Regions from separate parts of the Mus musculus genome. Here all the other regions are linked to region 4. A link is a loop called in an ENCODE intact Hi-C map of the cell type or tissue named here. Cell type or tissue: heart. All regions are shown on one strand. Region 1 overlaps Mapk13 (mitogen-activated protein kinase 13). Region 2 holds the start of Brpf3 (bromodomain and PHD finger containing, 3). Region 3 overlaps Gm16196 (a long non-coding RNA gene). Region 4 holds the start of Gm16191 (a long non-coding RNA gene). Region 5 has its middle 7.6 kb from the start of Mapk13.

Region 1 (5,000 bases), 150 kb after region 4:
AGCAGAAGGGTTCTACTTTGGCCCCTCAGATACACTGTGTGTTATTGAAATCAGGTTCCTCCCTTAAGGTGCACATGATACCAGATGTCAGAAACCCAAGGCAGAAACCCAAACAAGCCTGGGTATCTGAACTCGTTCTACCAAAGCAGAAGGAGGAGTCAGGCTGCCACTGCCGTCTGACTCTGAGGTGCTTCTTCTCAGTGCAGAGCACTGGAAAGAACTTGGAAAGAACAGAGGTCTGCAACCTTAGCCAGGAAGAACCCATGTCTGCTGCTGCACTCACTGACCCGCCCTGGTCTCCTGTCTCCATTGCTTATCAGGCATCCAAAATACCTGCCAGCAACAGCCTGCTGCGCTGCAACCCCTGGGATCTAACATACTTGGCTCCCTAACAGGGCAGAGAACAGAACAAGGGGTCCAGGAGTGGCCTCCTTTGCACCATCAGTAGCAAGTTATTGTCCCCAGCCACCCCCCACCCCAGTTCACAACCCCCTGAACCTCAGGATGTGACTTTATCTGGAAAGCTTCTGCAGACCACAAGACTTCCTAGTGCTGAAGTGCCTGAGTTTGAGAGATGCTATCTCAAAACCAACAGAAAAGGGGCATTGAGCTGGGCGCAGTGGTGCATGCCTTTAATCCCACCACCCAGGTAACAGAGGTGGGTGGATCTCTTGAGTTGCAGGTCTAGCCAGGGCTCCAGGGCTACACAGTAAGATCCTGTCTCAAAAAAGGAGAGGAGGAAGACTCAAGGCCAGCCTGGGCTACATGGAGGCCAACCTGGGCTACATGGAGGCCAGCCATCAATCACTGCAGCTTCATGCCACTTCGTCGCCGTGAGTCCTTCCGGGCTATGGGACTGAAGTTTGAGATCTCTTTGTAGATGTGTTCTGTGGAAAGTAACTGCGCTTTAGGATGGGCCTGGGAGAGTTCACCCTCAGATAGTAGAGTAGAAACCAGCTCAAGGAGAAAACCCCACAGGAGATGGACAGCTACCAGGGACAGGTGTGTCCCCTTAGGCCTGGAGGGTGGGCAGGCAGAGGGAAGATGGGAACATCTCTTACGTTTCCATTCGTCCACGCTGAGTTTCTCATGTTCTAAGGCATCATCAAAAGGCTGCTGGGCCTCTGTCTCCTCCTCAGGGTCCCGGAAGGGTTCAAAGAAGGGGTGAGCCAGTGCCTGAGCAGCGGTCAGACGCTTGTCCACATCCAGCTCCAGCATCTTGTCGAGCAGGTCTGCAGCTGCGGGGACAGACCACATGGTGAGCCTTGCACCCGGTGAGCCTTGCACCTGGTGAGCCTTGCACCCGGTGAGCCTTGCACCTGGTGAGCCCCAGACCTGGTGAGCCTTGCACCTGGTGAGCCCCAGACCTGGTGAGCCTTGCACCCGGTGAGCATTGCACCTGGTGAGCCTTGCACCTAGTGAGCCCCGCACCTGGTGAGCCTTACACCTGGCATGGGACAGAGGGCTGCTAGGAAGGGCTGCAAGCACTCTGGGGATCGCAGCCAGGACTCACCTTGCGGACTGGCGCGTGGGAAGAGCTGTGTGAAATCCTTCTTGGGGCTCTGGGGCAGGGACTGAATATAGGATTTGGCCTGGAAGACAGAAAAATATGGAATGTCTTCAGGTTCTGGCCTTAGGGGAGAAAGTATGACTTCCCTGTCGAAAGTCCAGGATAAGATGAGGAAAAGAGGGTCTGCCAGGGCAGAGGGAGCCCATAAGAAGGTGCCAGTCAGAGCCAGTCAGAGCCACTCACCGCCTTGTCTTTCAGCTTCTGCACGAACTCGGCACCTGGCACCCCAGTCACTTTCAGGATCTGGGTCAGCTGGTCCAGGTCTTGGCAGCCAGTTAAGGCACAGCCTTGCTCTCTGCGGTGTTCTGAGCTTGCCTGCCCTGCCTCTAGCCTGGCTCTAGCCAGCCTGGCAGACACTCCTGGCTCCAGCCCCACCTAACCACGGCAGGCTCTTGGCACGGTTGGAGCAGGTCCCTGGAGGGCTTCCCGACAGACAGCCCAGGTCAGAAGGAGGCTACTTAGACCTACGACGCCTAATTCCCCTCCCCTGGTTCTTCTTCATTCTGAGCTGAGTGGGCTGCCCCTGCCTGGCTCCTGAGGGTTCCCTAGCAGAGGTGGGGGCAGAAAGGACTCATTATCTTTTGATTATCTGCATTTCAAACTGCTCCAGGGGCTGGAGAGTGCTTGATGCTTTTCCAGAGGACCCAAGTTCAGTTCCCATGCCCCAGTGCTTAAAAAACAAAAAACAAAAATAAAAAACCCTGTGACTCCCACTCCAGGGGATCTGGTGCCCTCTTCTGGCCTCTCAGAGCACCTGCACACACGCCATGCACTCACACAGACATACACATAAATAAAAATAAATCTTTAAAACCATTCTAGGGGCTGGGCCTCCAGAGGATAGAGTGCTTGCCTAGCAAGCATGAAATCCTGGGTTCTATCCCCGGCATAGTGACACGTTTGTGACCCTAGCACTTGGGAGGTGTCAGGAAGAAAGGGAGCAGTTCAAGGTCATCTTTGGCTACGTCATGAGCTTGAGATGCTCTCTGGGACACACACAGGAGACCCCGTTTCACAATGACACTCACTAAGTCAGGTGTGGCAGTGCACACCTTTAACCCTAGCATTCAGGAGGCAGAGACGAGCTTGAACTACATCACAAGTTCTAGGCCAGCCAGGACTACTGTCGAAAAAATAAAACTACGTATAATGAATAATTCTTCAAGGATACAGTCCTTGCCCTTGAAGAGTGTCTTTCCAGTCAGCATTTCTGCCATGATGCAACCAACAGACCAGATGTCGACTGGAAGGAAAGAAAAGTGTTGTCTGAACTGTCTGGAGACCTCCAGTGTAGGTCACCAGGGCTGCCAGGGCAGCCAAGCACTGACCTGTCTGGTTGTAATGCATCCAGCTGAGGATCACCTCGGGGGCCCGGTACCAGCGGGTCACCACATAGCCCGTCATCTCAGTGTCTGTGTGGCGGGCCAGCCCAAAGTCCAGGATCTATGGCTCAAGGGACACAGGGATAACAAGCTGTCTGAGGAAAGGGGTTCTGAGGGACAGAGCCTACCTCCCACAATTCTATCCACCTCCCCATCCTTGGTGGGCCTGCTGTGACCCACCTTCAGCTCACAGTCTTCATTCACAGCCAGGTTGCCCGGTTTCAGGTCCTGGGAGGGGACGACGGAAAGGGAACATCAGACTGAGGCGGAGCCAGCAGGTGGTGTCAGATCTGTCATACGTGCACACACACACACACAAGTGCATACACATAAACACATGGGTACATGCACGCACACACACACGCACATGAGTGCATACACAAACTCGCGTGTACACACATACACACATCCTTCACTACACTGCAACAGGAGCTGGGCCAGCTCACTTCTCTTTCAGGCCTCAGTTTCCTCATCTGTAAAATGACATTGGGCTACACATCCTTTTCCACCATGTTCCTGTCCTTAGAGCCTGAAGTGCCAGCTAGGGGTTTTGGGGGCAGCACGCACGCGCGCACACACACACACACCTACAATCACAAACATCTCCCCAACTTCTCAACACAGCCATTCTCTCAACATTCTACATCAGCCCTCTCACGGCTGAAACACTCACAGCCTCTGTCTCCTGAGAACTGTCACTCCCAATCCCTTGGCCACCAGAGTACCCTGTTCCTACCCCAAAACTCATTCCCCGGAACCATGATAGAGAAAGCACTCACCCTGTGGACGATGCCAGCGGAGTGGATGTACTGAAAGGGAGGGAGGGAGGGAGGGAGGGAGGGAGAGAGAGAGAGAGAGAGAGAGAGAATGAGAGAGAGAGAGAGATGTGAATCAGAGACGTCAGCTTCCACACCAGCATCGAGAACCCTCCTCTGCCCCACAACAGCGGGCTGGCTCTCAACAAGGAAGTTGCCTTGGCTACCATGTAGGCTCCACCCACCTTTAGACCTTTGAGCATCTGGTACACCAAGTACTGGACCTTATCCTCGCTGAATTCCATCCCCATGATCTTCTGTAGGTCTGTCTGCATGAAGGGCATCACCAGGTAGCTGGAAGGCAGGAGTGTTTTTTAGCACAGTTCCCAGCCTCCCACAGGCCCAGGTGTGACCTCAGAGAGGTCAGGGTGGGGTGGGGACAGAAGTCGGGCACAACAGTAACCTTGAAGACAACACCAGGCAAGAAGGCAGAAGACGACTCAGGTGTCATAGTTCATGCCTGTAATCCCAGCACTTAGAGATTGCAACGTGTTAAACCCAGCCTGGGCTACATAGTGAGTCCCGGGGCTGGAGAGCTGGGTCAGCTGACACAGTGCTCAGATGCATGAGGAGGTCTGGAGTTCAACCCTTAGCACCCACGTATAAAAGCTGGGTGTATTGGAGTTCAGCTGTAACCCCAGTGCTGGTAGGGAGGAGACAGAAGGGTCCCCAGGGCTCATTAGCCAGCAAGCCTAGTTTAGTTGGCAAGTCAGTGAGAGGCCTTGCCTCAAAAAAAAAAAAAAAAATGGAAGGGGACTAAGAGATGGCTTTAATCTTTCAGAGGACTCTGGTTCAGTTCCGAGCATCCAAATCTTTTTTTTTTTTTTTTTTTTTTTTTTTTTTTGGTTTTTTGAGACAGGGTTTCTCTGTGTAGCTCTGGCTGTCCTGGAACTCACTTTGTAGACCAAGCTGGCCTCGAACTCAGAAATCCGCCTGCCTCTGCCTCCCAAGTGCTGGGATTAAAGGCGTGTGCCACCACGCCCGGCTCCGAGCATCCAAATCTTGAGGCTCACCTGTAACTCCAGTTCCAGAGGATCTGGTGCCCTCTTCTGGCTGCTGTGGGCACTGCATACATATGGTGCACAAAACTCATGCAGGGACACACACACAAACACACACACACACACACACACACACACACACACGTGCGCGCACACATACACACAACTACAATCATAAGAAAAACAATCAAGGTAGATAGCACTTAAGGAATAACAACATCAGAGGTTGACC
Region 2 (5,000 bases), 130 kb after region 4:
GATGGCTCAGCACAGTTGAGAGCACTGGCTGTTCTTCCAGAGGACCCAGGTTCAATTCCTAGGCAAAACACCAATACACATATTGTTTAATAATAATAATTATATATATATATGCATGCTGGAAAAATAACAGCATTTAAGAGGATGCCTAGCACCCACACTGTGGATCACAACTCCAGTAACTCCAGTTCCAGGGTATTGGAAGCCCTCTTCTGAATTCTTGGGGAACCCGGCATATATCAGGCAACATGCCCAGGCACATAAAATTTAAAAAAAATAAAAATGTAATAAAAGCAAGGGCAGAAATATCTACTTCTTAAGGATGATCAATAAGTCACCATTGACAACCACAGTGTAAAGGCCTCTCAGTCCCAAGGTGTGACTTAAGTTAACCTGGCTGTGGAGCAACCTGAGGCAGGCATACACCACCATTTGGAGCTAAAGGACCTTTACCGCACTTCTGTTCAACCCGAAGCCCTGAGGGCACGAGATCCCGTACCAACCTCAAGGTCTCAAAAGTAGTCCCAGCCAACAGATTCCATTCCCCAATTCTCCAAAGGCAAGCAGCCTCTGGAGAGGAAACACACACTTCAGTATCGATTTTGAAGAATCTACAAGAACCCCATCCTGTAGTCTCAGAAGTCGTCTCCATCCCCATTCGGGGCTCCCGCGATGCGATCACAGGGGGCAAACCCATGGGACCCAGCTGGGCTACTGCCAGGGGAAACCAAGAGTTTCGCCTACAAGGAGCTAACAACTAGACCAGGGTTGGTATTTTTTTTTTGGCGGGAGTTTCCTCACGTACACAACTCTTCCCATACACACACTGCCGAGTACCCCCAACAGCCCCCTTCAGAGACGTTCTTAGCGACCCGGGATCCCCAACTCGACCACCTCACCCTGGCCCCCGAATGAGGAGTTTCAACAATTGGACGGAACCCGCCCTGCACGCCACACAAGGGACTCATGAGACCAGGTAAGACTCCAGACAAGGTCTCTGTCCCTTTAAAGGGACTCCTCTTCCAGTGGAATCTTCACGACACCCCCCGAAGGAGAAAAAAGAGAAATATCTCCCCCTAAAAAAAACAACCCAGAGGGTAGGCGCACCACAGATAGACGCAGAGTCCGACCCTCACAGAGAAAGCGAGCGCCAGCGAACGGCGGAGGGGTGGGGAGGGGGGGGGAGGACGCGGAGATGCAAGCACTTATTGGCCGCCCAACCTGCCCGTCAAGGGGGAACCCGTGCGCCGAGGGCGGCCCCTGAAGGCGGGACTCTGGTCTAGCCAGGCCAATAGGGGAGCACGGGGAGGGCGGGGCTTAGCCGTTTGGCTGCCAGGACCGGGGAGAAACAAGATGGCGGGTGCGGGAGGGGGTCCTCGCTTTGCAGCTCCCTTCCGCGCGCTTTTCCCGGCCTCGTCGCCGCCCTCGCTCCGGGGGAGAGGTCGCGCGTCACCCCCACGCCCCATCGGGACACCCCTGTGCGCCCCGGCCGCCCCCTCGCGCGCAGCGCTCGCTCCCCGCCGGCCCCCGCCGCCCCCGCTCGCTCCGGCCCCGCCGCCGCCGCCCCCATTTTACCTCAGCCGCCGGCCGGGCCCCTAGCTTCGGGGGCCCCCTGAGCGCGAGCGCGGCCGGCCGGGTGAGCGGCCGGGCGAGCGGGCCGGGCGAGCGAGCAGCTCCGTGCGCGGCCCGGCTGAGGGAGCGCGGCCTCCTCCCGCTCCGGCCCTCCGCTCCGTCTCCCCGGGCCCGGCCGCCTCTCCCGGGGGAGGAGGGGGAATGGAGCCACCGCCGCCACCACCGCTGCCGCCCGCCACGGAGCCCGGCCGAGGGGAGGGAGGGATCAGCCCCCAGGCAGGATCCGCCCCTCGGCCTCCCCCCGCCACCTCCACCCCTTCCCTCACTCCCTCCCCGGATCGAGCCGCCGCACGCGAAGCGGGAGCGCGAAAGCGCGGGGAGACCGGAGCGGATGCCCCCGCCCGAGCCCAGCCCGGCGCGGCGGCAGCGGCGGCGGGGAGACGGGCGGGGAGATGAGCGCGAAGCGGCAGCGCCACCTCCACGGGGCACCGTCCCCGGCACGGCCTCACGGTGGCGGTGCGGACGCGGCGGGGCCGCTTCACCCTGGGCCTGTCCCAGAGCTGATCTAGTCGGGGTTCCCACTCTGAATCCACGGAGCGGTGGCTCACCCCATCCCAGCCAGAGCGTGGGGCCACCCGCCGCCCCCGAGGTGGGAACGCCCATGCTCCCACCCACCCACAAAGCTCGCCCCAGGACGACCCCGGAGGGCCACACTGTGTGTGGCTTCCCAGAGTGCAGGTGGCTGCGAAGCCTCCAGAAAGTCGTCCCTCCCCAGGCCCCCGGGACAAAGGTCTAGCGATGTCCACCCATCCCCTCCCCCAGTGCGGACAGCCCGGGAAAGACCCGTGCCTGTGGTGTGTGTACAGGTGAGCCTCTCCTGGCACACAAGGCTGCCACGGACCAGACTTTTCCATCTGTGTGGAGTTTTTTTTTTTTTAAGTAAACATAAAAGTTTGACAGTCTGCTTAAGCGTGCCTCGTAATTCCGTTTGTCACTCTAGGCATGGGAAATACTTTTCCCCTTGAATTTGATTTGGCCAGGAGTCGGTTAATTTAATGCACTGAACGGCTTTCTCAAAGGCAGCCTGCCTGTCAAACAGCAACTCCCAGACTTTGAAGTGTACTCAAGCTGCCTTTTGTTCTAATAAAAGAAAAAATAAATAGAAGAAAAGGTCCCTTTGCCCCTCCACGAGCGCATGTACCTATAAATTTGAAAGCTTACCTCGTGACAGAGATCTTAAGCACCAATACTTAATGATGCTTATAAAGGATATATGGATAAACTGCTATCGAAGATGAAGATGAATGATATATTTTGAAAGCGTTTCCTCTACACGAACGGCTGGTGAGACTTTCAATTGCTCGATTGGCTCTGGTATCCAGGACCTGGGTACTACAGTTGAAAGAGTAGAGAATAAACATTTCTCACGGCCCAAACCTTGTGTTTTTATTTACATTGAAGTATAGGTGTTCAGCATCCTAAGAGTTGAGAATTTACCAGTTGAGTGAAGCATGGAAGTTGGGTTTCCTTACAGGAGTGTGTTCTTGATAGATGGTAATAACATACTGCAAAAATAACCAATTTTTAAGAAGGAAAGGGCGTGGCTTGTGGAGCCAAGCAATCGCCTCCGCCAGCACCCCCACCCCACAGTGTTTTGAAAGCTTTGAAGCAGAAATGCTGTGAATTAGTCAACTGTTGTTAAAGCTTGGGGGAATAATCACAGGAGGGAAGGTGTGGAAAGATTAATTGTGGAAGGGAAGGCCCTAGAGGAAGAAAATATTGCAATTACTTTTAGCTTTAAAAAAATTGAGGAACAAATAGGAATTTCACGTCTTGTTCTTTTACAATGAAATATAAACATTTACATAGGACTTGTGTCTCCTTATCTTTTATTCTTCGCGGTTGCTTCTGGGCATGACCTGATTTGCATGATTGGGAAGGACCTCTACCCTCTAAATTAGGCAAATAAAAACCCTGAGAAGATGTCGCAGCTTGTCCTTGCAGTGATTTAAGATCCATTGAGAGCACATGTCAGCCTCCTCTTGTCACCAGCCATTCCTGGTCACTTTATGAGACTGGGCTCAACAAAATTTTCTCCCCCTCTTCACCCTCGCCCTTAAAACATTAGCGCCGCCCTTGTTTTCCTTTTGACACGGGAAATTCGTTTTCTGTAGCATAACCTCACAGATAGCCAGTTCACTGGGATGTAATCTCAGATGTAATATGTGACAATTATGTCATTAAAAACAAATTTGGATCAGACATCCCAGAGGCACTGCATTTAATTCGCCTTAATCTTCAGCTATTTTAAAGAGTTTGAAGTCATCAGTCCCTGGCCTGTCCATTAAGCAGTGCGAAATTAAGTACAACAAAACAAGGACTCTGCCTTTGACTCTAAATATTTGTTTGATTATTTTTCTTCTTTTTCATTAAAACTATCACGAGCTCTACCCATGCGTTTAATCCTAGCACACAGGAGGCAGATCTCTGTAAGTTCCAGACCATCTTAGTGTACATAGCAAGTTCCAGGCCAGCCAGCACCACACGGAGAGAGGCTGTCCCAATAAAACAAAACAAAACTTCATAGTGAACACACACACACACCAAATTAACCAGACCCAAAGTTCACTGAGATGGTGGACTCTTAAAGCTAGAATAGCTACCCCAGAGCTGTGGGGCTTCACAGTGGATTTTACACAATCAGTGTCAAATATATTTTCCACTACAAGAAAAAGGGAAAAATCCATAAACGAGCTGAAACTCTTTTATGAAAAGCAGTTAGCGGTGTATAGTCTTTCTGACTTCTCTCCTTCATCTGTATTTGTCCTTCCTTAACACTGAACCTTTAGCCTTCCCTGATCCCCTTTCTGCTCCTTAACCTTGACCATGGGAACACGTGTTCACTTAGGAACATACACACTAGGGCTGAGATCAGAGTAGACACAACAAGAAAAACACATACTTTTTTCTCTGAGACCCTAAGCTCCCTTAATGCACATTCTAAGTCTTTCCAATCTACAATTTTTACTTCATGTTTTGAATTTATTCATGAATTTATTTATTTATTTATTTATTTATTTATTTATTTATTTATTGTACTCAACAGTGCCCATGGGTATAGGTCAAAGGGCAACTTCCAGGCCTCAGTTGCCTACCTTGTGAGTGTGAAGGCTTTAATTCAGGTCTCAAGCCTTGGTATCACGTACCTTTACCCACTGAGCCATCTCACCATCCCCACCAAGGCTTGTTTTAAGACTCAGGAAAAACTTAATTTATTTATAAAGGAGAGTGTTTTACTATTTAAAAGAGAGGTGGCTGCAGAAATGGCTCAGTGGTTCAGGGCACCCACTTACAATTAATTGTCTGTAGCTCCAGGTTCAGGGGATCTGGCCCTCACAGACACAGATGAAGACAAAACACCAATCAGT
Region 3 (5,000 bases), 95 kb before region 4:
CAAGCCATCCCTGTGCCCCTAAAACTGGGGCCGGGGTGGAGTTTGTTGGTGGGGCGCCTGCCAGGCATGCACCAGGCAGTTGGTTTGAAGTCTAGATGGCATGAACCACGCGTGCACGTGTGAGCCCATCACTTGGTCAAGAAGTTCAACCAATCACCCTTGGTTGTAAAGCTGGGTCCAAGGCGGGTTGGGCCACAATGCAACCCCTAGAGATGGCTCAGCCAATAGAGGCACTGGGGCCAAACCTAGCAACCGGAATTCAACCCCATGCCCCATATGGTTGAAGGAGAAAACCAGCCAAATCCCACAATGGGTCCTGGGACACACGCACCCACACACAAACACATGCCGTAAATGTAATTTTCTTTTTTTTTTTTTTATTTTTATTTATTTTTTATTTTTTTATTTTTTATTTTTTTTAAATGACTTTTTTTTTTTTTTTTATTCATTTATTATATGTAAGTACACTATAGCTGTCCTCAGACACTCCAGAAGAGGGCGTCAGATCTCGTTACGGATGGTTGTGAGCCACCATGTGGTTGCTGGGATTTGAACTCCTGACCTTCGGAAGAGCAGTCGGGTGCTCTTACCCACTGAGCCATCTCACCAGCCCAAATGTAATTTTCTTAATCGAGAGAGAAAGAATGAAGGGCCCAGAGGGATGGCTCAGCTGTTAAGAGCGCTTGCTGCTTTTGCAGAGGACCCGAGTTTTGTTCCCAGCACCCACATCTGGCTGCTCACAGCCACCAGCTCCAGTGGTGGTGGGTTGTTTAATCTCTTTAATTAGGGGTGGGTAACAGGGCGGGGAAGATGGTGCAGTGGGTAAGGACACCTGCTTCCAAAGCACGGAGACTTGAGGTCATTTCCCTACCTCTCATGTAAAAGCCTAGTGTGACCTCCGACTAGGGGCACACATCAGGAGCCTCCTGGTTTGCAAGCCTGGCAGCTCTGGGTTCGGTGAGAGGCCTTGACTCAAGAGAATAAGGTAGAGAACTATAGGACAGGGCACCCAGTGTTCTCTGGCCTCCTGTGTACATATGGCCACACACTCAAGCACCCACCTACACATAAATGTTACCAACTCACAATTCCTGTCTTTTTACGGTGTGTAGAAGACTAAAGCTGACTGAAGTGGCACACACCAGTAATCCCAGCACAGCAAGGGTGAAGCCGGTGGATCTCTGGTTTACATAAAGAATTCCAGGGCAACCAGAGCTATATAGTGAGACCTGAATTTAAAATGATAGGAAGCGACCGGGAGGTGGTGGCATGCCTTTAATCCTAGCACTTGGGAGGCAGAGGCAGGCGGATTTCTGAGTTCGAGGCCAGCCTGGTCTACAGAGTGAGTTCCAGGACAGCCAGAGCTATACAGAGAAACACTGTCTCGAAAAAACAAAGCAAAGCAAAACAAAACGGAAGAGACTTAAAAACATGAGGGATAGAGGGGTGCAGGGGACTCCTTTAATCCCAGCACTCAGAGGCAGAAGAGGCAGAGGCAGGTGTGTATCTCTGAGTTCAAGGCCAGCCTGGTCTACATAGTGAGTTCCAGGACAGTCAGAGCTATATAGAGGGATCCTGTCTCAAAAACAAAAACAAAACAAAACAAAAACAACAACAACAAAAAACAAGCAGCAGCAGAAGAAACAGGTACATAGAAAAAGGATTTTGTTCTCAGGTTGTTTATGAGTTTACCCCGAAACTCGGCTCTCCCTAGAGTCTCATTATTTTGGTTTCCCTGAACCTCTTTCTCCGGAGAGCGGACCGCCAAGAATAAAGGGGAAGCACTCAGAGAGCTGTCCACAGGGACCACCCGCCCCGCGCCAGATGTGCTCTGTGGACCCAATGGGAGAGAAGGCGGTTAACCTTTTTTCTCAAGCGGCCAAAGATGGGCAGATTACCAGGGCGCTCTCCTCAGGTAAATACTCCCCACCCTGGCAGGGTAACTCTTCCTCCCTCTTTGCTCCTGTGGTCTGTGTAGTCTGGAGGGATGATGTGAGAGCCGCAGGCCACTGGGAGGCAGCAGCAGCTGCGGACCCGGAGGTACAGTTGGCCTCCTTCCTCTTCCACACCCTCCCCGCAGTCTTCCCAGGCACTGAGATGATGAAAAGTGAGGTAGCATTTTAAACAAAAAAAGAAAAAGGAAAACAAAACAACAAAACAGCAGCAGCAGCAACAACAACAACAAAAGCAACAAAGAAAAAACAGAGTCCTAAGAATTCTGGGACAGCCTCAAACTTACTAGGTAGCTGACAACAACCTTGAACTTCTGATCCTCCTGCCTCTACCTCCTGAGTGCTGGGCTTCAGGCCTGGATCGTCACATCCACCCCAGCAAGGAGGTTGGTTTATTTATTTATTTATTTATTTATTTATTTATTTATTTAGAGAAGGTGTCCCACTGCTTATCTCTGGCTGGCCTGGAACTCACAGTGAGCCACCTGCCTCTGCTCCCCTGTTTCTGATTTAAAGGGAGGCAGGAAGCAACTAAATTCACAAGCAAGCATGATAATCGTTCTCAAACCTGTGGCTTCTCCCCTCCCAGTTATCTGTGGGCTTTTGTTTGGGAACACTGTACTGTATTATTTACAGAAGAAATAATAAATGAGAATCCGAGAGGGCAAGGAAGGTCAAAAGATGCTAGATGGTAATTAGGCTAATTAGATAGTTGAAGGGGCCCCTGTGGGTGGTTATCCGCTGGGTTGCTAGCCGCATCCAGGCAGTAGGGTGCATCTTATTTTTGTTAATATTACACATGACTCACATGCTTCTGTCTCCCACGGCTCCCGAGTTTCCTTGTTTCACTCAGAAATTCCTCCTCCTCGTGAGGCTCAAAAGGACATAGGCCCTCTTCTGACTTTTTCCTGTGACAACTAGTTGCCTCCTATGGGTGACAGATAGTTTGGGGTTTTCCTGTGGTCTTCAAACCCACATTTCCCTAGCTTCTCAGTGTCCCTGGGGCTGTGTCAGGACGATCTGCTATTCTGGAACTTTTGTTTGTTTGAGACAGGATTTCTCTGTGTAGCCCTGGCTGTCCTGGAACTCACTTTGTAGACCAGGCTAGCCTCGAACTCAGAAATCCACCTGCCTCTGCCTCCCAAATGCTGGGATTAATGGCGTGCGCCACCACGCCCGGCTATAAGTTCCTTTTTAAGGTTTAATTTTATTATTTTAATTTATGTGTGCATCTGAGCATAAGTGTGTGCATGTGAGTACGGGGACCCAGGAGCTGGAGTTTCTGGCGGTTGGGAGCCACCTGCCATGGGTGCTTGGAATTGAACTTGGGTTCTGTCTTAGTTAGGGTTTTACTGCTGTGAACAGGCACCACGACCAATGCAAGTCTTATAAAAGACATTTAATTGGGGCTGGCTTACAGGTTTGGAGGTTCAGTCGATAATCATCAAGGCAGGGACATGGCAGCATCCAGGCAGGCATGGTGCAGGAGGAGCTGAGAGTTCTACATCTTCATCTGAAGGCTGCTAGTGGAAGACTGGCTTCCAGGCATCTAGGGTGAGGGTCTTAAGCCCACACCTACAATGACACACCTACTCCAACAAGGCTACACCTCTTAATAGGGCCACTCCCTGGGCCAAGCATAGACAAACCATCACAGGTCCTCTGAAAGAGTAGCAGTGTATACTCTTAACTGCTGGGCCATCTCCCCTGCCCTGTAAATAAATATATTAAAAACAAGCTCAGGGAAACAGCAGAGTGTTTGCCTGTCATGTACAAGTCCCTAGGTTCAATCTCCAGTAGAGGGTGCTGGACACTCAGAAACTGCTGCCTATTTTTGGTGGCCCTAGTGTATGTGGTCAGCCCCAGGACCTCAGCCATCTACAGCCACAGCATTGCTGCTCTCTCAGCATTTCTGAAGATCAAATTTGGCAATGTCTGGAAAGACAACTAGAAAAAAAAGATAAGAAGGGGGACATTCTGGGTCCCTCTAACACACACACACACACACACACACACACACACACACACACAATCTTGGGAGCTCTCAGTACACTGTAAACAAACCTGCAGAGCAGAGGAGCAGAAAGTCACCACAGAAGCCCCAAGGCATTCAGAACAACCCAAGGAGTAGCCTGGGAGTGTAGATTGACCCCAGCGGGTCTAATTGCAATCTGTGATCATTGCTAAGGCACCAGAGGCCTGTGTAGACTGATCTGCTGGGTGGAGAAGGGTAAATTAGAGATAACTAGGTGTTTTTCAGTGGAAAGAAAACCTGGTCCCTCAGTTAGCAATTACCAGCTGAGCCTTCCAGAACCAGTTATAAAACATGGTCACGAGGAAGATGAGCGCCGCGCCTGCTCAGGTAGGGCAAGCAAATGTAAGAGGATTCCATTAGCTTCCATGGAGGGTTTTGATTCTGACTTGTTGAGAACAATTGGAGGCTGGAACATTAGGAGAGGGATAAAAACCAGCTGTGGTGGTGCACACGTTTGATCCCAGCACTTAGGAGGCAGAGGCAGGTAGATCTGTGAGTTCAAGGCCAGCCTCGGCCTCATAGTGAGTTCTGGGCCAGCCAGAGATCTTGTCTCAAGAAACTAAGAAGAAAAAGAGAGGCTTAAAGATGCTAAATGGCCATGAACAGAGGAGAAAGGGAAGATAGTAGCCACTAGGGAAAGAGGCTTTTAAGACTGGAGCCCCTGAAGACTTTCTGACAGGAAGAAGGAGGGAGGCCAGGAAATCCAGGGACGGTGGAGCCCCTGAAGAGCCAGGAAACAAGAAACCAAAACCCAGGCTGAGAAATCCTCCTGGATGGGAGGAGCAGAGTTAAGTGGGTGAGAGCATCTGTATGTAGCCGGCAGCTGGGGAGGGGTGGCTCTCTGACTCTGACTTCTTCAGGATCGCTATTGGTGTAGGGTGCAATGGACCTGAGATGGTTGAGAAAGGCTGGCAAAAACCAAAGAAAGACGAAAAGCTTAGAAACAGCCAGGTGCCAAGAGGACACGCGTGGATCAGGTGTTTCATCTCAGCCAACTCACTAAGATTAAGAGG
Region 4 (5,000 bases):
CATATACACTCAGATCGCTGCTGTAGGATATGGAATGGGGGGGGGTCTGAGGATTAATATTAGTTGTTAAGATTGAAGTAAGGGGCCGGACGTGGTGGCACATGCCTTTAATCCCAGCACTCAGGAGGCAGAGGCAGAGGCAGGCAGATTTCTGAGTTCGAGGCCAGCCTGGTCTACAAAGTGAGTTCCAGGACAGCCAGAGCTACACAGAGAAACACTGTTTCGAAAAAACAAACAAACAAAAAAAAAAGATTGAAGTAAGGGTTGGACATGGTGACTCATGCAGTGAATTCTAGAACTTGGGAGGCAGAGGCAGGTGAAATTTTGTGAGCTCAAGGCCAGCCTGGGCTACATAGTGAGTTCCAGGCCAGCCAGGAATACATGGTGAATTCTAGGCCCTATCTTAAAAAAAGAAAAAAAATGTAATAGGGGTGAAGATGTCTCTAGGGTGAAAGGTGCTTGCCACCAAGCCTGAAGCCGCGGGTTCAATCCCAGGAGGGGTGAGAGAGGACTCACAAAAATCTTCTTCTGCCCTCTAGACACTGTGGCACGAGCCATCAAGGGAAACAGGATTACCTGGCAAATGGATGCTGACAAACTGCTAAGCTTGTAGATTCAGTGTTACCCAACAGATCCTGACATGGGAGAGACACAAAGGTGTTTGTTCATCTGTTTCAGACATATGCCCTTGGCAGGCAGCAGGTTCAAGGCTAACCTGGGCTACGTGAGATTCCATCTCAAAAAAGAGAAAGGGGGCAGGGGAGCTGGCTCCGTGGTGAAAGTGTGAGCTGCTCTAGAGGACCAGAGCCCACACTGGGCGGCTCGCGAGGGCCCTGTGATTCTAGCTGCAGGGTATGCACCATCTCAGCCTCCAAAGACGCCTGCAAGAACACACATGTGCTTACACACACAGAAAATTATAATGGTTTAAAAAAAAATCAGTCTTTAACAACAGAAAGGACAATAGGAAAGTATATTCCAGGGATGGAAGGTAGAATGCAGAAGAATTTTTCAGAGAGAGAGAGAAAAAAAAAAAACTGTCACTGTCACAGGGCTGGTGTGGGGTGAACCCCGGCGGGTAGTGGTGGAGTTTAACTCTGGGGAACCCATGTTTCCTGCTGTAACAAGTTAGGGGAGCAGACACCTGCCACACCGCCATTGGCTGTGTCCTCTGTGCGCTGGGCTCCTGCCAGGCATTTACAAGCATTGGCTAGACTGTTTATCTTGGAAAGCATCTTGATGCCGGACAATGCTCTTTAAATGAACGGTGTCACAGCAGCTCGTGACAACCCCATGTGACCTCGATAGGTGATTGTTGTCATTGTCCTCATGGGTGACCAAGACATGGGTAATAATTCATATCCCTGACAGCTGAGCAGGCAGGCACGTTCCTTATTTATTTATGTGTGTGTGTGTGTGTGTGTGTGTGTGTGTGTGTGTGTATGCGTGTATGTCAGACACAAAAATTTTCTGGGTTCTGGAAATTTCTAGAGTCTGGTCCCTGGGGCGGCTCCACGGGTATACACACAGAGATGTGCATGGAAGAGCTTCGAACTGGCCAATGCTCAAATTATGCTGTAAAACCCACTAAAGGTCGAGCTGGGTATGGTTTCTCGGGCTATTATTCCAGCATCTGGGAGACTGAGGCAGGAGAGTTGCAGTCCAAGGCTAGTCTAGTTTCTTATTTCAAAAATAGGTGGTGGCATGGGGGCCAACAAGATGGCTCAGAGAGCAGAGGAAACCAACTTCAGTCCCTAGGACCCACAAGACGGGAAAGAACCAACTCCTGCAAGTTGTCAGCAGTTTCCATCAGGGAGGAGGGACAAACGTTCTCGGTGGCCCTCTCCTTCCAAACACAAGAGACCTATCATCAACCTTATTGATTTTAGAAGATCTCATTTTGTTTGAAAATACTTGTGTGCACACGGGTGCAGTGACTGCAGGAGCCAGTAGAGGGCGCATTGGAATCTGAAGGCAGCGTTACAGGCTGTTGTGGGTGGGAACAATGGGTGCTGGGATGAAAGAGCAGGAAACGCTCAGTTGAGGAGCCGCCTCTCCCACCCTTTATCTACTTATTTATAGACAGCAACTCCATATGTCGGCTTGGCTGGCCTAGCACTCACTGTGTAGCCTAGACTGGCCTCAAACTTGCAGCAACCCTGTTTCTGCCTCTCAAGTACTGAGCTTCAAGGCAAGCAAGCACTACCGTAACAGCTTATGTTTCTGAGTGTGCATATGTGCGTACTGTGCATATGTGTGTGTGTGTGCCTGTGTGCGTATGTGCTTGGACACAGTACCCGTGTTTGTATATGTGTGGGTCTCCTACCCATGCAGGTACACATTCATGTGTGTGCCTGTGCATGCATGTGGACGCCTAAGGTGGGGCCTTGGGTGTCACGTTTCACCTTAGACCTTGAGGCTGAGCTCCCACTTAACCTAGACCTTGCTGATCCAACCAGTCTTGCTAGCCAGCTCTGTAGCGAGAATTCTGGATTTTTTTTTTTGGACAGGGTTTCTCTGTGTAGCCCTGGCTGTCCTGGAACTCACTTTGTAGACCAGGCTGACCTCGAACTCAGAGAGCCACCTGCCTCTGCCTCCCGAGTGCTGGGATTAAAGGCGTGCAGCACCACGCCCAGCTTCGGGAATGTTTCTTGATTGATGATTGATGTAGGAGGTGGTCCTGGGTTATATAGAAAAGCCGACTGAGCGAGCCAGTAAGCAACACCCCTCTGAGGCCTCCATAGGATGCCAGGAAATGGGATTGGGGACCGACTCTCAGGTCCCAGGCGACTCTTCAAGGAAAGTCCTGCAGTTTAAAGGTACGTCCACCAGGAGGCGCACAGGTCCTTTGTGTTAGTATGACGGCCTACTTTTGTTCACCAAAGGAGGGCTTCCAGGCCCAGGAGGGTCGGCTCGGTGACCGGAAGCTTAGTGGGTGAGGTGAGAGATAGACGCATGTCGGAAACTTCTGTGCCCCCTCTGTCAGCAACTCTGCTGGTCATATGAGGCAGAAGAGAAACATCCAGAAACGACATGTTCATTTATGTAATGAGTATTTCCCGGGCATCTGTCGTACACTGGGCAATGATCTAGATGGTGAGGACACAGAGGGCATCCGGCACTGGGGAGTCTGAGGCAAGGGGCTCAAAAGTTCCAGGCCAGCTTGTGCTGCATATGGAGTCCCTATTTCAAAAAACGATAACAGCAGAGAGAAATAGAGAAAGTGGGGACTAGAGAGGCCACCAAGAAGGAAGGAAGAATCAAGTTCAGATTGTAACAGGAGCACTAAGAAAGAAACGCCACAGAGCCAAGTGTCAGAGCCAGTCACGTGTGTACCTTGTATCCTAAGAGGCGTGAAGCTCTGTAAAAATGTCACCAGCACCAACTCTTCCTGCAGCCTCTATCCCCTTTCACTTGGTCTGTGGTCCCCACCCCCCCAGTGACAGATGCTATTGTTTGTTTCCATAGCAACCAGTCAAATGTGGTCCTACTGAGTGTACACTGTGGTCAGAAAGCCTGGGAGGAGGAGACCATTGTCCATGGACATGTCTCCCCTCCCCTCTCCAGGGCGAAATCACAAGCTAACAGGCGAAGATCAAAAAGCACCTTGAAGGGTCCTGCATATCTGGACCTATAAAAACAGCACTTGAGAGACAGAGGCAGATGGGTTGCATATCTGAAACCAGCCTGTACTACATACAGAGAGAGTTTCCAAAACCTGGGCAAGGTGTGTAACTCACCAGGACCTGTCTGTCTCCTGCACAGGACATGGATAAATAGACAGTGGAAGTTTCTCAGTTCATTAACTCAACTCTTATGTTCCAATTCAGGAAACACTGAGGGGGGGGCAGGGGGGAGGAGCAGTACCTGGAAAGTCCCCTGGCTACTGTTGTGACCCTTGAATTCCCAGCAGGTCTGAGCAAGTGCCATTTCTCAGTAAGGCCAAGTTCAGGTTCTCAGGCTGAGGTAGCTTCAAGTATCCGTCAGAGCTCTGAGGTGGAGAGTTGCTGTGGCTGGCATGTGGCGTGTGAATCACCAGAAAGCCTTGTCTAGCTTATAAACACCCTTCCCCCCACCCCCAGCATCCAGGGTTCCCTGATAGGGGGAAGATCAGAGCCACCACTGGAACTCAAGGGATCCGGCATCCTTGAGCCGGACCCCTTGCAAACTTCAGAACAGACCACGCCTACCCCAATGTGTTTGAACTTGAAAGTGATTTGCATCAAGATCACATTTTCATGGCAGATGGTGACTCACAGACTCGGGTCATATCAGTCACACAAAGAGAGAAAGGACTTTGACAACAAGTCTGACCTGAGCCAGCCCTGGGCAGGAGGTCAAACGGAGAAACTGGGCTGGATATGTAGCCCAGCTGGTAGAGTTCTTACCTAGTGCGCAGGGAGCCAGGCATAGAGGTATGAATCTGCCATCCCAGCATGCAAGACAGAGACAGAAGGGTCACCAAGTTCAAGGAAATCCTCCATTACAAGGCAAGTTCCAGGCTAGCCTGGGCTACGGTGCCTTTACGTTGAGCAGGGAGGTATCTCTGACATCATTCATCCACCTCGCTCTGCAGACAGGGAGACATGTGCACCCCAGGACCCCATTTCCACACTGTCACCTCAAGGCCACCTCAGCTGAAGCCACAGCCACTATCTCACCTAACGCTGTCTCTAAACCTCCTGAAGTTCACTCAGGGCTGCCGTTAGCCAGCAGCTGAGGTAAGAGACCCTCTGAGGACTGGGTCGCTTGAGTGGCTCCATCATCTCTGCCCATCCTTGTGGCCAGAAGTCGGCGTGTGACACACCAAGGGCCTTCCTTCTGAGTGGGCTTACTACCTCTATGGACACTACCCTCTTCATTCAGCTTGGAGCTCCTCTATGGATGGCCTGAGTTCCCTCTGGCTTCTGACAGGCACTACCCTGGCCAAAGTATCTCTCATCCCTAGTTTCTCTTTAATGGCTCCCACAGGTTGGCCACAGTCTTTCGTTAAGACTCAG
Region 5 (5,000 bases), 170 kb after region 4:
ATGGTGGCTCACAACCATCTGTAATGGGATCTGATGCCCTCTTCTGGTGTGTCTGAAGATAGCTACAGTGTACTCACATAAATAAAATAAACTTAAAAAATGTAAGCCAGGCAGTGGTGGCACATGCCTTTAATCCCAGCACTTGGGAGGCAGAGGCAGGTGGATTTCTGAGTTCGAGGCCAGCCTGGTCTACAGAGTGAGTTCCAGGACAGCCAGGGCTACACAGAGAAACCCTGTCTCGAAAAAGAAAGAAAAGAAAAGAAAAGAAAGAAAGAAAGAAAGAAAAAAAAAAAGAAAGAAAGAAAGAATATGTCATTCCAAGTATAGGCACACTAGGTTATCACACGAAGCCAATCGAGGGGGACTTTCAATACTGCTGTCAACAGGTGAGCTTACTGCTCACTGGGGGGGAGAGGGCATACACCAGTGGGCTCTGGAATAGGAGGTTACGGGGGAGGTATGGGCTGGGTTAGGTCATTTGAGGGTGGGTTTACAGAAGCCAGTTCTCTTCCCAGAGAATAACAGTGAATGAGACAATGTGAGAAGTGCTGAACTTGGTACACGTGCACAGTAAGTACCCATCAGATGCTCCCTCCGGGGGACAGGCGGCAGCTGCAGTTTGGTCCAGCCCTTTGGGCTCTTCTAATTCACAATGAGTTAAACGCAAGAACCAAACCCCATGGGAGGACCTGCTCACACACTCATTCAACACCTGTTTTCTGAGTTGCTGTGGAGGTGGCTCTGTGGGTAATGTGCCTGCCACTCAAGCATGGGGACCTGGCACCCACATAGGAAAGCCAACTATGAAGGCACACCCCTGGAATCCCAGCCCTGAGGAGGTTCTCTGGGGCTTGGCCAGCCAGTCTGACCCAACTCTGGAGTACCAGGTTCAGTGAGAGACCTTGTATAAATAACGATATCTCAGCAATAAAGGCTCCGATAGGAGCTGGGTCTCGAGAACCACACAGGGAGAGAAGAGAACCAACTCTCAAAGAATGTCCTCTGGCTTCTACACGGTGTCACAAGCATCTCTGCCACAGACAGACACAGAGACAGACCCACAAATGAATGTAACTCTTTTTAAATTACAAAAAGGCGCTGGAGAGATGGCTCAGTGATCAGCTAAGAGCATTTTTTTCTTGCAGGGGACCTAGGTTCAGTCCTTAGCTTCCGTATCAAACATACTTCAGCTCTAATGCATCTCACCCCTCATGCAGCCTTCATGGGCACATGCACGTGTGTGGTACACATACAGCCAAGAGGAACATGTGCACACACACACATATAAAAGAAATGCTATTACAAAATAAATAAATAAATAAATAAATAAGGTGAAGCCAGCTGTGGTGGCGCATGCCTTTGATCCCAGCACTTGGGAGTCAGAGGCAGGCAGATTTCTGAGTTCGAGGCTAGCCTGGTTCAGGGTGAGTTCTAGGACAGCCAGGGCTACACAGAGAAACCCTGTCCCAAAAAAACAAAACCAGGGAGCTGGAGAGATGGCTCAGCGGTTAAGAGCACCAACTGCTCTTCCAGAGGTCCTGAGTTCAATTCCAAGCAACTGCATGGTGGCTCACAACCATCTGTAATGGGATTTGATGCCCTCTTCTGCTGTGTCTGAAGACAATGACAGTGTGCCCACATATATGAAATAAATATGACCAGAGCAAGTGGGGCCAGCGCCAGTGGGGCCAGAAAAAAACAAAACAAAGCAAAAAAGTGGAGATGAGTTGAAGAAGGCATTGACTTCTGGTCTAAACACAGGTATACACATACACATGCACACACAAGCACTTAAAAAAAAATCCCAGCCGGGCGGTGGTGGCGCACGCCTTTAATCCCAGCACTTGGGAGGCAGAGGCAGGTGGATTTCTGAGTTCTAGGCCAGCCTGGTCTACAGTGTGAGTTCCAGGACAGCCAGGGCTATACAGAGAAACCCTTTCTCGAAAACAACAACAACAACAAAAATCCCACTAGTTTTCTGAGGGTCTGTTTTGTAGTGGATCCGATCTGAGTGCAGGGATAAAACATTTTAGTGGGGGAACAGATGGGAACCAGGCACACAGCTACAGCAATGGAAATCGCTGATGTTGAACAACTGGGCTATTGAGTCAGATGTAAAGTCACAGGGAGTGGAGGGTAAAGAAAAAAAGGAAGCCCTGCCCAGCCTGCTTGGCTGTGTCGCCCCCTGGTGGCAAAAAGCAGTAAGGACCATGTAGTCTGTGAGGTTCATCTCAACAGTCTCCCCTCAGGACTCCTCCTTGGTCAACTTTCCAGTCCTGGGAAGGAAGAGGTGGTCTCAAACAGGTCTAACCTTGCCTTTTTTACCAGCTTTGTCCCCTGTGAAAATCACTGTGTCCCCTGTCCTCAATGACTTTGAGTGTCTGGGCACTGTCTTTGTCACTGTTGTTTCCAGGGACCATGCTTGTTCCCCATGGCTGCTCAATATATAATTTTTTAAAAAGAATTATTTATTTATTTTATGTATATAAGTATACTGTAGCTGTCTTCAGACACACCAGAAGAGGGCATCAGGTCCCATTACAGATGGTTGTGAGCCACCATGTGGTTGCTGGGACTTGAACTCAGGACCTCTGGAAGAGCAACCGGTGCTCTTAACCACTGAGCCATTTCTCCAGACTTAGGAATCTTTCAAAGGCAATCTTACAGCAGAATTCTTCCTGCTGACCACCCTGCCTGCTCCACATGCCCCACTGAATCCCCGGGCCTCATGGCACCCACTTTGCCCTGAAAAGAAGTCCTTTGCACTTCTGTAAGCCAGTGTCAAGGTAGCCAAGGACCAGGGCACAGCTGAATTTCAATCTTACCATTTATGGCTGTGTGATCTTGAGAAGATAGGAGAACATCTCTGAGCTTTGTCAGCTGTTCATGAGGACAGCACCACCCACGTGGCCAGGGTCAGAGGAGGTTGTGATGGTTGACCCTGGCCCTTGGAGTTTCCAGCCTTGCTTGCAGTAATCTCTCCCTTCCCTGCAGAACTGGACAGAGCTGCGTTCCACCAGCCTCGCCCATCCTCTCTGTCCTCAAACCCGTCTGTCTCTTGCTAACGTGTTGACTGTTCCTCTAGACTAGAACATTTTGTTCTAGGGTCAGGTCTTTGATGCCAATACCCAGAACCCAGCAGCACCTGTTGGTGGTGGAAAGACTGCAGGTGTGGGTGGGGCTGCCTCTCAGGAGCTCTTGGTACCACCGAGTGGCTGTCATTTTGTACCTGATGTGCAGGCCAGCTTACCTTCCTGTCTGGGGCTGTGCCAGCTCAAATGACCTGCTAGCTATGTAGATGGGGTCATGACCCTGCCCACACTCCCGAGTGCCCTGCCAGTCACCTCAGAGACAACATGCATTTCCAGGACAGAGGTTACTAAGTCTGGCTGTTCTGCTCCTTCTGTGTAAATATCTGTCACCTGTCGGGGTCACAGAGGCCTAGTGGGCCCTGTCTAGCAGCTGTGAACCCGATTAAAGCTCTGAATTCAAGTCAGTAGTTCAGACAGCCTCTCTGTCCACATCGGCTTTTTAATATATACATATACACATATTTATATATACACATATACATGTATACATATACACATACATATATGTATATACACATACATATATGTATATACATCTGTATATAATATTACATAAAATATATTGTAATGTAATATGGTTTTATATAATATATATTTATAAGAAAATATATTAATTATATGATAATATAATATACAATATTATATTAAAATATTATATATGCTAGGTGACAATATATATTATATGTACACACATATATTAATACACACATATGCATACATATATATGAAATTGTCAATGAGTAAAGGAAAAAGGTATTCTAGTTTTAAGATGTTGTAGAGGCTGCAGAGATGACTTATCAGTTAAGGGCACGTGTTGCTCATCCAGAGGACCCAAGGTTGGTTCCAAGCACCTAGGGGAGGTGGCTCACAGTCACCTGTAACTCCAGCTCCAGGATATCTGACACCTCCTGCTTCTTCTGGCATCTGCACATATCCTGCATTTTTCTTTCTTTTCTCTTCCTTCCTTCCTTCCTTCCTTCCTTCCTTCCTTCCTTCCTTCCTTCCTTCCTTCCTTTCTGTCTTTCTTTCTCTCTTCCTTCTTCCTTCCTTCCTTCCTTCCTTTCTTTTTGTTTTTGGTTTTTTTTTTTCGAGACAGGGTTTCCCTGTATAGCCCTGGCTGTCCTGGAACTCACTTTGTAGACCAGGCTGGCCTAAAACTCAGAAATCCACCTGCCTCTGCCTCCCAAGTGCTGGGATTAAAGGCGTGTGCCACCACCGCCCGGCTATTTTTTTTTTTTGTTTTGTTTTGTTTTGTTTTGTTTTGTTTTGTTTTCGAGACAGGGTTTCTCTGTGTAGCCCTGGCTGTCCTGGAACTCACTCTGTAGACCAGGCTGACCTCAGACACACAGAGATCCACCTGCCTCTCCCTCTTGAGTGCTAGGATTTTTAAAAAAGATTTATTTATCTATTTATTTAATGCATATGAGTACACTATAGCTGTCCTCAGACACACCAGAAGAAGGCATCAGATCCCATTACAGATGGTTGTGAGCCACCATGTGGTTGCTGGAAATTGAACTCAGGACCTTTGGAAGAGCAGTCAGAGATCCCAAACACTGAGCCATCTCTCCAGCCCAAGTGTTAGTACACCACCACTGCTTGGAGTGTGTCCCCACAGAGGAGAGTGCTGGATTCTCCGAAGTTGGAATTAGTTGTGAGCCACCCAATGGGGTACTGAGATTTGAATCCAGGTCCTCTGGAAGAGCTCATAACCACACAATAGTCCGTACTCAGTCAGGGTCTAGGTCCAGCCATTCTTGCACAGAGTCCGTCCCTCTTCCCCTGCTCAGCCACATCAGATGACACTTGGAAGGGCCAACCTGCTCCCTTCTAAAAGTAGCTCCCCTGACTTGATTTGGCTCTGTGCTCACTTTCCAGAAGATTCCACCTGGTTTCATAATCTTGGAT

Evidence for each region. Peaks named below come from ENCODE experiments on the same cell type or tissue, not always from the same donor. Only the 100,000 strongest peaks of a DNase experiment are listed, where the experiment ranks them.
Region 1: a loop joins it to region 4, with 2.7 times the contacts of the local background. A loop is called at or near these places in 15 of 42 quality-filtered maps.
Region 2: a loop joins it to region 4, with 5 times the contacts of the local background. A loop is called at or near these places in 2 of 42 quality-filtered maps.
Region 3: a loop joins it to region 4, with 2.4 times the contacts of the local background. A loop is called at or near these places in 4 of 42 quality-filtered maps.
Region 5: it touches region 4 in a loop (9-fold over the local background); 16 of 42 quality-filtered maps call a loop at or near these places.

Annotation. Positions count from the first base shown.
Region 1 is chr17:28,774,315-28,779,314 of GRCm38, reverse strand. It overlaps Mapk13 (mitogen-activated protein kinase 13), which reads right to left. Exons shown (of 12, transcript NM_011950.2): 4 at 3,953-4,061; 5 at 3,732-3,761; 6 at 3,133-3,180; 7 at 2,899-3,013; 8 at 2,742-2,813; 9 at 1,754-1,833; 10 at 1,514-1,592; 11 at 1,062-1,238; 12 at 611-887. The coding sequence ends at 805. Among named protein-coding and RNA genes, the nearest start is that of Mapk13, 7.5 kb to the right of the region's middle. In heart, a CTCF peak has its summit at 2,327 (motif pointing left); a DNase peak (open chromatin) is centred at 1,924; H3K27me3 peaks cover 558 bases.
Region 2 is chr17:28,797,937-28,802,936 of GRCm38, reverse strand. Brpf3 (bromodomain and PHD finger containing, 3) reads right to left here and starts at 1,811. Exons shown (of 13, transcript NM_001081315.1): 1 at 1,576-1,811. It overlaps Gm35883 (a long non-coding RNA gene), which reads left to right. Exons shown (of 4, transcript XR_003952337.1): 4 at 1-46. In heart, a CTCF peak has its summit at 2,073 (motif pointing right); DNase peaks (open chromatin) are centred at 1,286 and 1,936; H3K4me3 peaks cover 3,230 bases; H3K27ac peaks cover 2,808 bases.
Region 3 is chr17:29,019,422-29,024,421 of GRCm38, reverse strand. All of the region lies in intron 1 of Gm16196 (a long non-coding RNA gene), which reads left to right. Among named protein-coding and RNA genes, the nearest start is that of Gm16196, 11 kb to the left of the region's middle. In heart, CTCF peaks have their summits at 2,015 (motif pointing right) and 3,751 (motif pointing right); DNase peaks (open chromatin) are centred at 1,901 and 4,831; H3K4me3 peaks cover 313 bases.
Region 4 is chr17:28,924,434-28,929,433 of GRCm38, reverse strand. Gm16191 (a long non-coding RNA gene) reads right to left here and starts at 4,167. Exons shown (of 3, transcript XR_876713.1): 1 at 3,868-4,167. In heart, a CTCF peak has its summit at 1,941 (motif pointing right); DNase peaks (open chromatin) are centred at 1,243, 2,043 and 2,853; H3K27ac peaks cover 349 bases.
Region 5 is chr17:28,759,252-28,764,251 of GRCm38, reverse strand. No RefSeq gene overlaps it. Among named protein-coding and RNA genes, the nearest start is that of Mapk13, 7.6 kb to the left of the region's middle. In heart, no CTCF peak of the experiment used is centred here; a DNase peak (open chromatin) is centred at 2,181.